Regions from separate parts of the Homo sapiens genome. Here region 2 is linked to region 1. A link is a contact called in ENCODE Hi-C or POLR2A ChIA-PET data. All regions are on one chromosome and are shown on one strand. Each heading gives the region's core, a stretch centred on a gene start or an enhancer-like site at or near the end of the contact. The rest is flanking DNA. Distances are from core to core; before and after follow the strand shown. Region 1 has its middle 11 kb from the start of PIGY-DT. Region 2 overlaps FAM13A (family with sequence similarity 13 member A).

Region 1 (6,216 bases), core at 1,524-4,023:
GTTCTGGGATTACAGGCATGAGCCACCGTGCACAGCCAATAGTATTTCTTAATGGGAGTCATCACCACTATTTTGTTCTTTAAAATATCCTATTCATACATATTTTGAAATATAAACTTTAAAAATAAGCGTTCACTAAAACTATAAATATATCACAAGAAAATATCCAGATAAGCAACTCCACATGATATTAATTTGTCTATTTAGAACAAATGAAATCAATAAAAAATTTGCAGTTCTTTCCAACTCTGCTTGAAATCTGTGGCAGCTGTTGCTCTCTCAACCTCCATCTGAAGATGAGCTGTTGCTCTCTCAACCCTCCTATTTGAAGAAGTTGGAAAACGAACAAGTACATTTTCCAGACTCCTTTATAGATAGGGTTCTGGCTATGAAATAGACTCTGCCAGCTAGATACACACACGTGAAATTTGAAAGGGAGGCAGAGATGAGCTTCCTGCAGCAGGGAGAGTTGACACGCAGGTTCTGACAGACACAGGATTTGCATGGGTTAGATGAATGCTGCACTCTCTAGATGCAAGGGGCAGTGTCTTCTTAGCACAGGGCAGCTGTGGCAGCCACAGCAGTGGTTGCAGTAACAGTTTCTTCTGGGTCACAGCTATTAGAGCATTAGCTTAACACCAAAACTCCAGAAGCAGCCCCCTGTTTCTGCTTTTCCAGCCATTTTAATGAATTTATAAACACATAGTTCTGTATATTAAATTCCTATATACTGGAAATTCCTAGAACAATTTCTTTTTCCTACACTGAACCCTGACTGGTCAACTACCCCAGAGTGTAGATGTGATCATAAAATATGTAAATCACTTAGAATAGTGATTAATATATAGTAAAGAATAGTGGCCTGAAACACTATATAGATATCTATATAGATATATTTATAAAACAGGAGATTTATTACAGGAATTGACTTACACAATTACGGAGGCCTGGAAGTCCCATAATCTGCCCTCTGCAAGCTGGAAAACCAGCGGGAGAAAGCTGGTGATATAACTCAGTCCAAGTCCAAAGGCCTGAGAACCACGGGAGCCAACAGTGTAGGTCCAGATCAGAGCTCAAAGGCTCTAGAACCCAGCACCAGTATCTGAGGGCAGGGGAGTATATATGGCTGTCCCAGCTCAAATGAGAAGCAAATGCACCCTTCCTCCACCTTTTTATTCTATTCAGGCTCTCATAGGATTGGATGATGTCCATTCACATAAGTGAGTGCAGATCTTCTTTACTCAACCTATAAATTAAAATCCTAATCTCTTCCAGAAACACCCTCACAGATACAAACACAAATAATGTGTTACCAGCTAACTAGGCATCCCTCAGCTCAGTCAAGATGTCACATAAAACTAACCATCACATTGGCCCATTATAATAGAAAATAAAAGGTCCTGATCAGAATTACTAAAAAGAATGAAGAGTAGAAGTACTAACAAGTACTCAGGAAAACAATCATCCTCTGGACGTAGAGTTGTAATATTTAGGAAAACAATGTGGGGAATTTTCTTTTTGCAAGGGTTCAAGGGAGAGCTTGAGGAAGAGGCAAGATAACTTACCTCTTGTACTAATCCCATATGTATTAGAGTTCTCTAGAGGGACAGAACTAATAGGATAGATGAATATACGAAACGGACTTTATTAAGGAGAATTGACTCACACGGTCACCAGGTGAAGTCCCACAGCAGGCCATCTGCAAGCTGAAGAGCAAGGAAGCCAGTCTGAGTCCCAAAACCTCAAAAGTAGGGAAGCCGACAGCGCAGCCTTCAGCCTGTGGCCGAAGGCCGGAGAATCCCTGGCGATCCACTGATGTATGTCCAAGAGTCCAAAAGCTGAAGAATTTGGGGCCTGATGTTTGAGGGCAGGAAGCATCCAGCATGGGAGAAAGATGAAGGCCAGAAAACTCAGCAGGTCTGCTCATTCCACCTTCTTCTGCCTGCTTTATTCTGCCCACGCTGGCAGGTGATTGGATGGTGCCCACCCACATTGAGGATGAGTCTGCGTCTCCCAGTCCACTGACTGAAATGTTAATCTCCTTTGGCAACACCCTCACAGACACACCCAGGAACAATACTCTGTATCCTTCAATCCAATCAAGTTGACACATTATTAACCATCACACCATGGAAAATTCTGATTTTATAAATAAAATTGAAGGGATAAAAGGAGGCAAAACGATGTCACCTGAGACCTATGTGAGTAATTTGATGCTACTCATACTACTATCCCCTGCCCTTTCTCAAGGTTTTCCTTGTCATGATGCAGACTAGCTTGGAAGGGGACCGGTGAGAAACAGCATGCCAAAAGCCTTTGTAATTTCTCTTTCACATCTGGCTGTTCACCATTTCTTACAATTTGTTTCTTCATAAGTCTTCTGGCTTTCAGCACTTTGATCTTAATAGTCATGATTCTAATCTAGGCCTCAATGATTTAAAGTTGTGGCTAACTTCATACATAGTCCTAATTTCTTTATCTCTACTTTTCTAACATTTTTCCCTTTAAAATCCCAATAATAAAACTTTCTTCTTTATCGTTCTTACTGGCAACTTTGTTCAAAATTTCACAAAAAGAAAAGTTATTTATGCTTGGTTTTAAAGTGCTATGTACCTTCACTATCACCCAGGTTTCTTAGCTTCTATCTTTTTTTACTCCCTTCCTCCCTCTTTCTACCTCCCATTCCTCCTTCTTCTCCACTGCCCTCCTGCTAATGGATAAATATGATCCATATCATCTGACAGTGCTTTTCAAACTTGAATATGCATATGAGTCACCTGGGAATCTTGTTAAAATGCAAATTCTGACTCATTATGACTAGGATCATACTGAATAGGAGGCTTGAAATCTTTTCTTAACAGCTTCCGGATGCTGCTGCTGAATCGCAGACCACACTTTTAGTAGCAAGACTCCAGAACACTGGTTTTTCAACTGGAATGATTTTGAACCCCAGGAATATTTGGCAATGTGTGGATGTATTTTTGATGGTTACAACTGGGGTGGTGCTCCTGGGCAGAGGCCAGGGATGCCACCAAGCATCTTACCATGCACAGGACAGCCCCTCACGACAAAGAATTAACTGGCCCAAAATGTCAACAGTGACCAGGCTGAGGAATCCTGCTCTAGAATGATTTTAAACACTATAATTACCCAGTGGCATCTTCTATTAGTCTAACAGTTTTGTTTTTTTTTTCCTAGAAAAAAACTTTCCAGTCCTCTTCCCTCTACTTAGTCAGTTCCTGTGACTAAAAGGATCTCATACTGCAAGGCTTTTTTTCCCCAAACGTCTACCATTTCCTTTTCCAATTTATTAAATGAAAGTTATGAATGGAATTTTTCATGGCATTAACATGATTTTAAAAGCCTCATGCTCTCAGAAAAAAATAAAAAATTAAGACAGCAAGTTTACAGCTTTGAAATGTGTGATTCTATATGGCTTTTTTATTATCCAGGTTTAAGCTAGTGCATTATGGTACCTTTGAAAACAACTGAAGTAATTCTCAAAATAATAATCAATAGGTGTTTTACTTTGTGTGTGTTTTCAATGACTGTTCAGGTTGTAGCCATCAAATAGTCCATAGTGTAAAAGGAAATGAACCTCCAAAAGAAGTATTTTTTTGTATTCAGATGAAGAAGATGGGGATATTGTAAAAGCTCTTTTATTACAGAAAGCTGTGTTTTCCATAGTTGAAGAGAGTCAGGAATTTGACAACTTTAACTTGATTTGACTCTCCAGTGATGTAGCTAACACAAGAGTTATTGCATATGAAAAAAATAGATAATTTTTACCAGAATCATGGCTAGATGAAAGTAAATTGAGTCCTGAGTATTTTTATTGAAACTATGGTCACAATTCCAAGTTTTTGAAAGTCTGCTTTTCCTAGTTTTCTAAGCCTGTCAGGCATCTTTGACTGACTCAGAGACCAACCTTGAACTTACACCTGGCCTGCCAGCACCTAGGGCACTGCCCTGGGATTCCCACTCTGCCCTGCTTTCTTCTTGATTTCATTGCAATGGAAAATACGACTAAATATTTCAGTAGTTTGAGTTTGGTCTAGTCATTAGGGACATTTTATTTTAATGTAAAGATCTTACTGAAAAGTACTTTAGTCACCAACTTAGAGAATTCATAAACTGAAAAATGTTATATAAGGTGACTAAATCAGAATGATCTTCTTAAATTTACTATCCACTCACCTACACTTCCCCAGAAAACTCTCCTTGTTCTGTATTGAACTTAGTAAATGATACCACCATCTTCTGAGTCACCTGGGCTGAGGTCTGAAGTCATGATGGACTTCATCTTTTCACCTCCCACATCCAATCACATGATGAAGGGCATCCCAAGGCAGGAGGACAGGAGCAAGTGTGTCAGCTCAGGTCTCTCTTCCTCTGCTTATAAAGCCACCAGTCCCATCATGGGGGTCCCACACGAATGACCTCATCTAATCCCAATTACCTCTCAAAGGCCCCACCTCCAACCAACAGATGAATTTGGCACTTAAGTTTCCAATACAAGACATTTGGAGGACATATTCAAACCACAGCACTCCTGAAATCTCTTACAGAAATATTACAGAGTAGAAATAATGCAAATGTTTCTTATGTCATAATGTAAGATAGAAAGATGGGAGTGCATCCAATTCTTGGTTCCATTTCCTTATTACAATAAACACAAATCATCTCATGGGGCTAGGATGACCTACCTCAATGCACCTTGCTTTGCATGTAATAGTTTAACAAATTAGTTATTCACTGATGCACTCAAGTGGCCAAAAGCTCCCAGATGATTTCCCTAGGTTTGTGCAAAAGCTTCTGGCATAGTGGCTTATGAGGCCCTCCAGCAACTGGCCCCAGACTGTCTCCAGCATATTCTCTCACTGTGGCCACTTCTCATCTTGAATTCAGCCATTCTGAACTATTTGTTGTCCCCATAATAGCCTGTTTCATAGCTCCATGTCTTTTGTTCATGCCATTTCTTCTGCCCAGAATATCTTTACTCCATTGTCCCTCTAAACCACTACTCAGCTTTTAAGACCCAATTCAAACACAGACACTTTTATGAAGATTTTTCTAACTCCTTCCTTCTCCCTGCTTCCTGGGAATTGACCATCAATCCCTTGTATACAACAGTAAACTACCCTACCCCGACACATACTCACTCACTCACTCACTCTTATTATAACATTTATTACTTCTTTACAAGTATTCTTTTATATGTCTGTCTCCTGTACTAATCTAGAAGATCCTTTAGGTCACATACCATGTGTATTTTATTTCTTTATCCCTAAATCTAGCACAGTGGCTGGCACATAGTATATGTTTAATAAACACTTGTAAAATGAATGTAATATGTCTAGTACCAAATGTTGTTCCTCTTAACTTGCCAATAGAAAAAAATATTACACAGTTACAGAATCTGCTTGTAATTTAGCTACCTGTGAAAAGAAAAGCACAATGAATTTTTTTTCAATTTAGAGAAATTCAAAACATATAAACTCTTTCCCAATCTGATTATAATTTTGAGTAATATGTTAGGGTGGAGGTGCTAGAAGGAGTACTCTATCAGAGCTGTCTTCTAAATTATTTTCTGCCTGGGATTATATATTTTTAAAACACACACTAAAGTTATAAAAATACGACCAAGAATTCTTATATACTTTCACCTGGATTTCTTAAATTAACAGATTTCTGTAGCTAGATTTTAAAAAACTGACAGCAACTTGCAGACATGAGGTTCATTTACACTTTAACACTTCAAAACAAAATGAAAACCAAAACAAAATATATTCTCTTACATCACCACAGGACAATTATCAAAATCAGAAAATTAATATTTATACAATATTACTGTATAATTTATGAATTTAAATTTCACCATTTGTTCCCTTAATGTATTTTTATAGCAAAAGGAAAAGGATTTCTGGTCCAAGATCCAATCCAGGATGAGACATGACTTTTAGTCATCACGTCTCATTCATCTCTTGTAATCTGAAACAGTTCATTGGTCTTTTTTTGTCTTTCATGACCTTGATGTTTTGAGGCATTATGGGAAGTTTACTTGCAGCAAGTCTATTCCTCAATTTGGATGTGTCTGATATTTCTTCATGATTAGATTCAGGTAATATATATTTTTAAGTTACACATTTTTTGCCAGGATACCACAGAAGTAACACTGTGTCATTTTTAGTGCATCCTACCAAGAATTATTACTGG
Region 2 (6,216 bases), core at 2,337-4,836, 430 kb after region 1:
GAAAGAGAAAATACACAAAAGTGCACAACAATAAACTGAATTTTTCCGCCACAACAACAAAACCTCATTTGAAGTATTAAGATGACTATGTAAGCACTCTCAGCAAGAGGAGAGAAGAGAAAAGAACGAAGAAGCTAGTAGTTAGTAAGAAAGACACAGAGGTATCCTCAATTCCCTTTTTAAACTACAACCCAAATGTAGGGCTTCCTTTTAAGTGTGACAGGCATTGTCTTTTGCAAAGTTGCTTCCTGAATAGATTTACAGGAAGCAGCTTTGTTTTACCATTGCTGAAAACATGTAACAATTTACATTTGCAAAGCAGAAATTGTGCAAACCCTAACAAAAGCAACAGTTACTAATCAGAAAAACATCAACTCCAGTGAGAGGAAAATTCATAAAGAAACTTTAAAAAAATTATATTTATGGAAATTGATGACTTGCCTCCTTAAGAAGCACAGAAAGTGCATTTGTATTAATTCTTAACACTTTTTAAAGAGGTGCCCTCTTACAGTTTTTAGACCAAAAGTTGATTTTTAAGCCACGATTTAGAATTCAGAATGGACTTTCTAATAAAAATAGTGATAGAAATGGTGACTAAGTTTGAATGTTGGCCTAGAACAATCAATAAAAGCCATAAAAGTTTTGAAATACTCTTCACTTGAAATGGAAAAACAAACAACACAGAAAATATAGTTGCAATGAAAGCTTTAAAACAAAATACACATTTAAAAATAGAATAAGTTTACCTATAATTAACTCATTCACTGAACAAATAATACCTATATTTGCCAAGAAAAGAGATACATAAAAACAAATCCTCAGCTTTGTGGAATTTGCCTTTTTTTTTTTTTTTTTTTTTTTTTTTTTTTTTTTTTTGAGACTGAGTCTTGCTCTGTCATCCAGGCTGGAGTGCAATGGCATGATCTCAGTTCATTGCAACCTCCACCTGCTGGGTTCAAGCAATTCTCCTACCTCAGCCTCCCAAGCAGCTAGGACTACAGGCGTGCACCACAATGCCCGGCTAATTTTTTGTATTTTTAGTAGAGACGGGTTTTTGCCATGTTGGCCAGGCTGGTCTCGAACTCCTGACCTTGTGATCTGCCCGCCTCAGCCTCCCAGAGTGTTGGGATTACACGCGTGAGCCACCTTGTCTGGCCAGAACTTGCCTTTTAGTGGTGTGTGGAAGAAGCAGTAGGGAACATAAAATAAATAAATGTATGACATGATAGATGTTAACTGTATCTCATAGACAAAGACTTGAGGGTCTAACTCAACAGAAAGTTTTGGGATTCAGTTCATGTTAAAGGGCTGCAAAAACAGCTTTTTATTTTAATGTGGTTTAACTTCACTTTTATGGATTCTTTTAATCTTATATATAGCAGGTATTTTATCAAGCCATGGAAAGTGAATGGGGAAAAATAGGTTAAGTTCAATTATAAAAATTATAAAAACGATTAAATTCAATTATAAAACAATAGAAAATTAGGGAAATGGAGGGAAAGAGGGAAGAGAGAGAAAGGGAAAGAAGAGAGTCAGGGAAAGAAGGTAACTAGGTAGGAGTCAGAAGAGAGAGTGAATGGCAACAGTAAAAACCAGACCTCATAAATATGTACAATTATTATTTGTCAATTTAAAAAATAAGTAAAAAAAAAAAATGAAATGAAATCTCAGCAAAAATGTCACAGAGGATATTTGAGTCTCCTTTTAATAGATTTCAAACACAATGTTATCACATTAGTAGAGACACATGAACTATATGGATTTTAATACAAATTACTTAAATATTTCACAAAAAAAGAGAAGGAAAGGATGAACGAGATTTAGGAAATTCGGAACAAGCATTTGCATGAAGGGGATTTACTAAAGGAGAGTCAACCAATTCAAGGTCTGTGAAAGTGCAAGGATAAGAGAAAAAACTCAGCATTTACACAATTTTCCAAAGAGGAAAGAAAGGAGGTGGGAAAAACAGAGAGTTTCACAGAACAGGGAGTTTGGCTGCAATCTGAGTAAGGGGTGGTCAGCTGCAGGGAGGCTCCAGAGTGGTGGGAGCAATGGGTTGCATGGTTTATCAACCAGGAGTCACTGCTATTTGGTGGGCGGGGAGAGCGAGAGAGAGAGCATATGTGTCAACTCAAAGAGTCATCTAATAAACTGTGTGGACTTTAATTTCATCACATGACTAGAAGTTAGTGAAATATTTGTGGGATGTGCACCACTCAGAACACACATCAACCTTTCTGGCCACTGAAATGTGAGTGCATAATAGTCCCAAATTGACAGCAATCTAAATGTTCATTAAGAAAGAATTAGGTAAATTCCAAAACATAAGGGAATACTATGACAACTACTACAACAGTGGTATAAAGATTAACGTTAGTTGACATGGAAGATGTTCATGACATATTATTTAAATAAGATTAGTAACACAGTAGCATGTATGAATATTTCCTATATGTAAAAATGCATTTTAATTTCTGTGTAGAGATTTCTAAAAGGATGTTCAGAAAAATATCAATGGGTCACTAGGTGACTTTTACTTTTTTTCTTTTTGCCTTTTTGGGTATAATTTTAATTATTTACAAGAAGCAAGTATCATTTTTATGAAACTAATGTTACTTAAAAAAAATTTAAAATTGATGAGGTTATATGCTTCTGTGAAGCTTAACAATGTGATAACGGTGTCATTAACACACCCAGACCCAACAAACAACTTTTAATAAGATATTCCCTTGCTTTACAACAATGGGTTGGCCACCCAAAGAGAGATTACTAAGAGTTTCATTTAAAATCTTTTTTTTTTTTTTTTGAGACTGAGTTTCGCTCTGTCGCCCAGGCTGGAGTGCAGTGGTGTGATCTCAGCTCACTGCAACCTCCATCTCCCAGGTTCAAGCGATTCTCATGCCTCAGCCTCCCTGGTAGCTAGGATTATAGGCACCTGCCACCATGCCCAGCGAATTTTTGTATTTTTATTAGAGACGGGGTTTCATCATGTAGGCCGGGATGGTCTCGAACTCCTGACCTCAGGTGATCCACCTGCCTCGGCCTCCCAAAGTGCTGGGATTACAGGCATGAGCCACTGCACCCAGCCCATTTGAAATCTTTTTAGTAGGGATGAGATAATACCTCTATAGAATGGCTGCAAATTTCCCTGGAGTAATAAGACAAGGGTCTCTTTTCAAAGACTTTTAAAAACCACCACAATTATATTTAATAGCTCCTTGTTTATATATTTTAGGGACCAGTCTATTAGTTGCTGCTAAAACTTATAAATAATATGGTAAGATACTTGTATTATTTGAAACATACTATACTCAATTTAAGAGTGTTTCAAGCTTGCAGGCACCCACTTTACTTAAGTACCAGTGTAAACAGGTCAGCTGATGGGTGTGTCACTGAAGAAATGAATGTTCAGTGTAAACAGTTTGGGGTACAGTACACTCCTCAGGCAGGTCCCACTGAACAATAGCACTAAAGAAAAAGAAAAGTTGTAAACAACTCCCCATGCGCCAAAAAACTCAACAGGTTTGACTTCATTTAACCCAAGCAAAAACTTCTGAACAGTCAACATAAAGTAGCTGCAATCTGCCTAGTTAGATTAGGCAATAGGATGTAGTCACAGAGTGGATCTGCATTTCTTTCATACGGCTGAGAATAATGAGAAGAGTTAACTTAATGTATATGTAAACAGCTGGCTCAATTCAGTCCAAGAAATATTTACCAAACACTTATTGCTTTCTTTGCCTGTGGGAAGTACTTCAGAGAATACCATGGGTAAGGGCAAGATAGCCTCTCCCCTAAAGGAGCTTATATTATGGTATAAATAACATAATTAATAGAATGTTTCTATAAGAAAGATACAAACTAATGCAGGTAGGTCATTGTGTATTTTTGGAGGTAGTCTGTTGTTTTGGGATTAAAAAAATATTATTAGGAAAGACCTCCTAGAGGAGGTAGTATTTGATATAGGATTTAAGGACTGGGTAGCATAATTATTAAACTAGATTTTTCTGGAAATTTTTTTTTTTTTACACAGCACCATCTAGTCATAATGAATCACCACACTAGCACATAATGAATCATAAACTAACATGTAATGAATCACCAAACTAACATACACTCTGCTCTTTTTTTTTTTTTTTTTGGAGTCTCACTCTGTCACCCAGGCTGGAGTGAAGTGGTGCTACCTTGGCTCACTGCAACGTCCACATCCCTGGTTGAAGTGATTCTCCTGTCTCAGCCTCTGGAGTAGCTAAGATCACAGGCACGCACCACTGCACCCAACTAATTTTTGTGTTTTTAGTAAAGACAGGGTTTCACCACATTGGCCGGGCTGGTCTCGAACTCCTGACCTCAAGTGATTCGTCCGCCTCGGCCTCCCAAAGTGCTGGGATTACAGGCGTGAGATACCGCGCCCGGCCCACTCTGCTCTTCTTGATAAGACAAAATATATAATAGAAAATCTAAAAAGATATATTTGTGTGCTGGTATTAGTTTTCTTAAGGCCTCTTCTGACATAATGGGGGGAAAATCACACAGTACAACTCTACATCTTTTACGTCTTCTTTCCTTTTATAATTGAACAGGCAAGACTAAGGCAAGACCTTACCAAATATGATAAATGGTACAATTTGAGCAGCTGTAGCATTCCTGTTACAGACAATGAGCATTAGGCCATTCCTCACCAAGTGGAAGAAACAGTGCCTTTCACTGAGAGAGAGACATAGAAAGGAAAGGCATCTGCTGATTACTCATGAACTATATAAGGTGATCCAAAGTAGACTCTGGGTTTGTTGCTGTGCAGACAGCACTCCCAACTCTAGGATGGTCCTCTATCAACAAGAACACAGCAGACTTCTCTCAATTAAACAAAATGTTCTTCTTTACATTACAAAGGTCAGACATCGGGACAGAATGGAAAGCAAGTATCAATCCACTTAAAATCTCATGAAGGAAGAAAAAAATGTTCAAATCACAAATTTTGTGATTTAAATACTGAATACCTAAAACACTGAAAAGAAACCTGAAAACAGGCAAAACTATCTTATATGTAGTTTTTTTAAGTTAAAAAAAAACAAGATGAAATTTGCCATCTTAATAATTTTTAAGCGTAGAGTTCAGTAGTCTTATTTATATCCACATCGTTGTATGACAGATCTCCAGAACATTTTCATCTTGCAAACTTAAACTCCATATCCATTAAACATATCTCCTTTTTCCACTCCCCCAGCCCCTGCTAACCACCATTCTACCGTTTCTGTGAATCTGACTACTTTAGATACTTCATATAAGTGGAGTCATACAGTATTTGTCTTTTTGTGACTAGCTTAGTTCACTGAGCATAACGTCGGCAAGGTTCGTCCATGTTGTAGTATGTGACAGGATTTCCTTTTTGAGGCTGAATAATACTCTCTTGGTTGTATATACTACATTTGTTTACCCATTCATCCATCCATGGACACTTGGATTATTACCATCTCTTGGCTATTGTAATGCAGCTATGAACACAGGTGTGCAAATCTCTCTTTGAGACCCTTCTTTCAACTCTTTTGGATATATTTACCCAGAAGTGGATCATGTGGTAGTTCTATTTTTAATTTTTGGAGGAATGAGGTGAAGACATGTTATGTAGTTTTTGACCACTAATGTGATTTTTGAAACTGGACTATTTATTAAATTCTAATTAGTTAGAAAAACAGTATAATATAGATTAATTCTGGGTGATTGCTTTTCCCAAAATAAATAAACATTAGACCCTTGTGAGCTACATCCCTCCCTCCTTTTCCCAGAGTATTAGAAATAAAACTGATCCTTCATATTCACTCATTCCTTCTTTGAACAAACATGCACTGAGAGCCTACTATATGGCAGGGACTATGTTCTAGGCGTTGGCACCAGAAAAACTAAACTAAATTGAAGTTTCACCTGTCCTCTCTTACCTTTGACCTTTTTCCTGCTATAGCCAAATAAGTAAAGCATTAGCAGAACCATGGTTAATCCTTTTTGCCTGGAGGTTGGACTATCCTAAATATGCCCAACAGAAAGCTATTTTATTTTTTTCATTTCATTTATTACCTACTTTCTTATTAATTAAGTCTAGGATGTAGGTTCAACTAAAGTTGAATCCCCGGCAGTCAGTTACAATGGTCATTATTTTTAGACCTGAGAATAGTCCATAGAATAGTTCTATTCTATGTTAAGAGGAATCACATTAATAGC

The links. Hi-C counts contacts between places; a loop is a spot of excess contacts on that map. ChIA-PET counts read pairs that join two places held with the same protein, here RNA polymerase II (POLR2A). Pooled maps may share reads with other maps.
Region 2: a pooled map shows a loop between it and region 1 (6-fold over the local background). The contact joins two enhancer-like sites. A Hi-C loop is called at or near these places in 3 of 50 pooled maps. POLR2A ChIA-PET finds 5 or more read pairs at or near these places in 2 of 52 experiments (GM12878 and activated naive CD4-positive, alpha-beta T cell).

What each region holds. Positions count from the first base shown.
Region 1 is chr4:88,531,303-88,537,518 of GRCh38, forward strand. It overlaps a transcript of HERC3 not described here. Among named protein-coding and RNA genes, the nearest start is that of PIGY-DT, 11 kb to the left of the region's middle. Within about 2 kb of position 2,774, at least 5 of the 41 ENCODE cell types and tissues checked have a DNase peak (open chromatin) inside an H3K27ac peak, as active enhancers do.
Region 2 is chr4:88,960,510-88,966,725 of GRCh38, forward strand. The region is part of intron 4 of FAM13A (family with sequence similarity 13 member A); the gene reads right to left. Among named protein-coding and RNA genes, the nearest start is that of FAM13A, 94 kb to the right of the region's middle. Within about 2 kb of position 3,587, at least 4 of the 41 ENCODE cell types and tissues checked have a DNase peak (open chromatin) inside an H3K27ac peak, as active enhancers do.